Linked DNA regions of Homo sapiens: region 2 is linked to region 1. A link is an interaction called in ENCODE POLR2A ChIA-PET data of the cell type or tissue named here. Cell type or tissue: MCF 10A. All regions are shown on one strand.

What was found. ChIA-PET counts read pairs that join two places held together with the same protein. Peaks named below come from ENCODE experiments on the same cell type or tissue, not always from the same donor. Only the 100,000 strongest peaks of a DNase experiment are listed, where the experiment ranks them.
Region 2: POLR2A ChIA-PET joins it to region 1 with 5 read pairs; 3 of 35 experiments call an interaction of 5 or more read pairs at or near these places.

The regions. Positions count from the first base shown.
Region 1 is chr4:102,437,933-102,440,432 of GRCh38, forward strand. All of the region lies in intron 2 of NFKB1-AS1 (NFKB1 antisense RNA 1), which reads right to left. Among named protein-coding and RNA genes, the nearest start is that of NFKB1, 62 kb to the right of the region's middle. In MCF 10A, no CTCF peak of the experiment used is centred here; a DNase peak (open chromatin) is centred at 1,519.
Region 2 is chr4:102,779,151-102,781,650 of GRCh38, forward strand. LOC102723704 (a long non-coding RNA gene) reads left to right here. Exons shown (of 5, transcript NR_125932.1): 3 at 1-195; 4 at 624-731. LOC124900743 (a long non-coding RNA gene) reads right to left here. Exons shown (of 2, transcript XR_007058208.1): 2 at 1-642. Among named protein-coding and RNA genes, the nearest start is that of MANBA, 19 kb to the left of the region's middle. In MCF 10A, no CTCF peak of the experiment used is centred here; a DNase peak (open chromatin) is centred at 1,461.

The DNA of each region.
Region 1 (2,500 bases):
TAGGATCCAAGTAAGTGACAGGCACTATCGTAGAACTCACCAGATATGATTTGGATATTTGTCCTCCCCAAATCTCATGTTGAAATGTAATCACCAAGGTTGGAGGTGGGGCCGGCTGGGAGGTGCTCAGGTCATGGGGGCAGATCCATCATGTCTTGGTGTCGACTTTGTGATAATGAGTAAGTTCTTACGAGATCTGGTTATTTAAAATTGTAGGGCACCTCCCCGCACCTTGCTCCCACTCTCGCCATGTGATGTGCTTGCAAAGCTCCCTGAGGCCCCTGAGAAGCCCAGCCAAGATGCTGGTGCCATGCTTGTACAGCCTGCAGAACCAAGAGCCAATTAAACCTCTTTTCTTTATAAATGACCCAGTCTCGGGTATTTATAGCAACACAAAAATGGCCTAACACACCACCTCTCCTAAGTACAAACACAGTATCTCTGAATTTTTTAGACTAAGAGATTAAGACCCAGAAGAACAGGAAAATTTCTTTTTCCCACCCATGTTAGTCGAGTTCGAAGAGGGGAATTTCTTCTTCCAACCATTGTTAGTCCAGTTCCCAGCTAAGAATCTCCTCTTCTCCGAGTGGCTGACCTCAGGGATTAGCACTCCCTTGACCAGAGATGATGTCTACCCACAGGGGTGTGGCCTCCCAGTCTCTACAAAGTCTCACAATAAAACTGACTAACCACCTTTACTCACACAGAAGACAGACAAAAACAGTATACAAATGTGTATTTTGTTATATCCCCAAATCCCATTGTTACAGTGTGACACAGCATAATAATTATTAAATATTTTCCTTTTCAGAGGAACACTTCTTATTCTAATCTTTAGTTCACCCTGCAGTAATGTTGGGGAACAGCTGTGGAAAGAGGAAATAATCCTTCTGTTCCCCACCCCACCACCTCTATCACTATTAAACACATTTTTGTTTTCAGATTCACGAATTTCTGAACATGTATTCTCCATACAGTTTTACAAAGTGACTCTTTTTTTCAGCTCTTGAAATTAATACCTCTTGAATTTAGTATGCAAACATATGCAAGTATTCTGGAAATGCAACAGACCCCAGATGACTAGCTAAAGCTTAGAGACTGTATGACAAAGCACTTTGAGCTCCCCAGACACATCAGGGCCTTCCCAGAGAGTGGTCTTCCCATGCTTGTAGAGTTGGGTTAACATTTCCTTTGGGTAATTTGAATACTTCAACTTCCTCAGGCTGCAGGTCCTAAAGCCTTTTGTATACAGGAAGAATGGTTTACTACTTCTTTGAGTTCTGGCTTATTAATTATAGCAATTATTTTGTTCACCTATACAGCATGTCAAACTGTTATTTATCTGCTTAATCAGCACATCAGGAAATAAAAAGCCATTGCCTGTGTAAGAAATACTGACCTGATGAAATATCTTGGAGGCATTCCTCAGTACCAATTAAAATAATAGACATTGTCACATGGTGCAATTATTTTCCAGAAAACAGCTGACGTGTACACACTAAGCTTGGCAAAATTCCTGGCTAATTTCGCAAGAATGTTTATTCCAAACTGAGATCATCTTTTTAAAAAAAGAAAAAAGACACAGACAAAGAGGGTAAGGAGGGAGGGGGAGATGAAAGTGGAGAGGCAGAAAAGGAAGGGTAGGAGACAGAAAGGAAGGAAGGGTCGAAGGGAGGGAGGAAGAAAACAAATAAGGAAGGGTTCTTCATAAATCAAGAGAAGATGTTAGATTTTAAAGTCGTCTTTTCTCTATCTGACCAGATATCTACCTAATCCTGCAACGAAATTTTATTAATTACAGAAGAGGTCAAATATTTCATCTTTACCAGAGATTCATTAATTTAAAATGTTCTAACCTCAAATTCACATTACAAAATCATAGCATTAGGTCTTTTTCAGATTTTAATAATTTCCCTAATTAACACAAATGATTTTAAAGGAAATTAATCAAGAAAAACTTTATTTCAGAGAGGTTCATGGAAGAGGAAAATATAGAGTGAACATTTACAAATAAAAACAAACATTATAGAAATGCAGAGTCATGACTGATGCATTCCAACCTTGTGCATGTCTGGAATACATCTGCAAATCATCTGCTCAGCCTTCAGAATAGTCTGTACACACACACAGATACAGCCACACATACACCCAGAGAAACCCAGGCATTGTCAAGCCTGGAGGAAGCCAATGTTGACATGTCAGTCCTTTATCTGGTAAGAAAGAAGCATGAACTGCTCTATCACACTTAGTTTGTTTCTGATTTCTGGATCCTACTAAAAAGCAAGGAGGATGAAATTTTTTTTCTTTTCTATTGATTCAGAATCTGGAATTTTGACTACAAAAAAATTTTTTTGGAAATCTTGCCATTAGTCTAAGGCAGGGGGTTACTTAGGGGTTGAAATCTATTAGCTGCTAATGTTTTTGGCTTAGTGAGAATAACAGGATTTGGGGTTCTGAAGGGAAATAGAGTTTGTAGCTTGCTTAAAACTTACTGTAGACC
Region 2 (2,500 bases), 340 kb after region 1:
AGCGGTCGGGAAAATGATCTCTCTCTCCCTGAAGCCCGGCTGCCCCTCTCTGAAGCAGCCCTGTCTGAAGTTAGCCACATCTATCCATAGTCTCCAACGTTCAGTTGCTTCTCTGCTCGCTGCTCAGCCACTTGTGTTGCTCTGCCAGCTGAAGTCTTCTATGGGCACAGGATAGGAGCATGGCAGGCCAAAAAGGTAACATTTGGGCAGAAAAACGGGGTCAGCTGTTTTCACTTGGGGCCGCAGTTTCAGGCATATGGGTGGGGTTTAGCTGGGAGCCCAGCCCTTCTGTATCATTGACAGCCAAGTTTCAGATAAAAAAAGCTGCTTCCTTCCCTCACCCTCTAACTCTTTAAAACTTTATTACTTCCTCAAATGCATTAGAAATTTGTGTCTGTATTTTTCAAGGTCATACACAAAGGTATTACTAAAATTACCATATGATTTTCATTGAGAACTCAATCTTTTGGCAGCTAAGCATTAATCAGGTTAGCCAAGTTGTTCCTTCCAAGGAGGGTTCCGGGAGGGTACAGGTCACAGCCATAGAACAGGAAAGAAGCAGGCCAAAGCCGATATGTGATCCAGGCTGCTTTCTCCTTCTCTTGTTCCGTCATCATTTTCAGGTAACTTCATCTTGACATTCTGCAAAACATAATTCTGGTCGACTACATGAGTGGCATGATGCTAATGTGACTTATGAGCAAGAAGTGGCAAATACCCTACATGCCCAAGTAAGTACATAGTGAGAAATAATTCCATAGAGATTCAGAGGCCTACCATATTGTTGAAATTTTGAAGAATACAACAATCCAATACATGTGTTATAAGGTAAAGACGGGTGGTAGAATATTGCGCCATCTATGATAAATAAAGAGGCATAGGCCAAGCATGGTGGCTCACACCTGTAATCCCAGCACTTTGGGAGGCCAAGGCTGGAGGAGTAGGAGTTTAAGACTTAAACTCACTTGAGCGTAGGAGTTTAAGACTAGCCTGGACAACATGGCAAAACTCTGTCTCCACAAAAAATACAAAAATTTGCCAGGCATGGTAGTGTGCACCTGTAGTCCCAGCTACTTGGGAGGCTGAGGTGGAAGGATTGCTTAAGCCTGGGAAGTGTAGTTTGCAGTGAGCAGTGAGCTGTGATTGCACTTGCACTCCAGCCTGGGTGACAAAGCAAGACCCTGTCTTAAAAAAAAAAAGAAGGAAAGGGAAGAAGAGGAGGGGAGGGGAGGGGAGGGAAGAGGAGAGGGGAGGGAAAGAAAGAAAAAGAAAGAGGCATAATGGTTTCTGGGTTTCTTTGGATTTTGGAGAAAGCAAATACTATATACTTTGAGTGGGGACCAGAACTACAAGCAGGTCAAGACAATCATGCAAGCTGTTCAAACACTTGTGTCATGACATCAGCAGATCTGCTACTGCTGGAGATAATCCTGACCCTGAAACTGCTGACTAGGCTAGGTTAGGAGGTATAGAGTTCCACCCAATTAGAAGTTATGACTAATAAGTGTAACAAGTGGAGTCACTTTGGGTTACTCATTCTATTGAGCAAACAGGTGAAAAATGGAGTTAATGCACTGGCTAGGGTAATGAACTCTGAGCTAGAGTTACTACTACCTAATTAAAGCAGGGAGGATATGTCTGGAACCGAAGGGAGTCAGTGGAGCATCTCTTACCATTTCCATGCCCAGTGTTAATTGTCGTCGGGAAATTACAGACTCAGATGAAGTTCCATGCCACAGCAAATGGGATCGGGCTTTTCCAGTAACTGCCCAAATGTTCTTCCCCTCTTTCTCAGCCTCACTTCCCTTTTCTTACACTCTTACTATTCTGAGATGGAACCTCGCCCCCCAAAATATTAACAATTAAGCTTTGTTTGAGTCTCTATTTTCCAGAGGACTCAGGCAAAGGCCCCTTCCAACTTCTAGTCTTTAGTCATTCAATCATTCTAGGGCTGTCCAGTAAAAATTAGACAGCCTGAGGCTGAGCTGTTCAATAGAAACAATATGAGTGTCATATAAAATTTTTAAATTTCTAGTAGTCACATTTTAAAAAGTAAACAGGTGAAATTAATTTTACTTAAACCAATATACCTAATATGTTGTCATTTCAACACATATTTAATATAATAATGAAATAGTTTTTTTATATTAAGGTTTCAAAGTCTATTGTGAATTTTATACTTACAGTATATCTCAATTTGAATGTTAACTTATCATTGGAAATACTTGATTTATATTAGATTTCATAAATTTTACAATAAAAAAGATTCACATTCCCAAGTTGTTCCAAAATATTGGGAGACAATTCTCCATGGGTCTCTCATATTTCCGAACATCTTGTGAGCAGAGGCACTGGTTGTCTTTGTTCTGAACTATCTTTAAAGGATGTCTGTATATCAAATAGCCTTGGAAGACTGACATAGTGTCTCCCTCTGAAGCATGAGGTAGGTATGCTTATTGTCCAGATCATAAAGTTAATGTGCAGCTGTGCTTGCAGGACA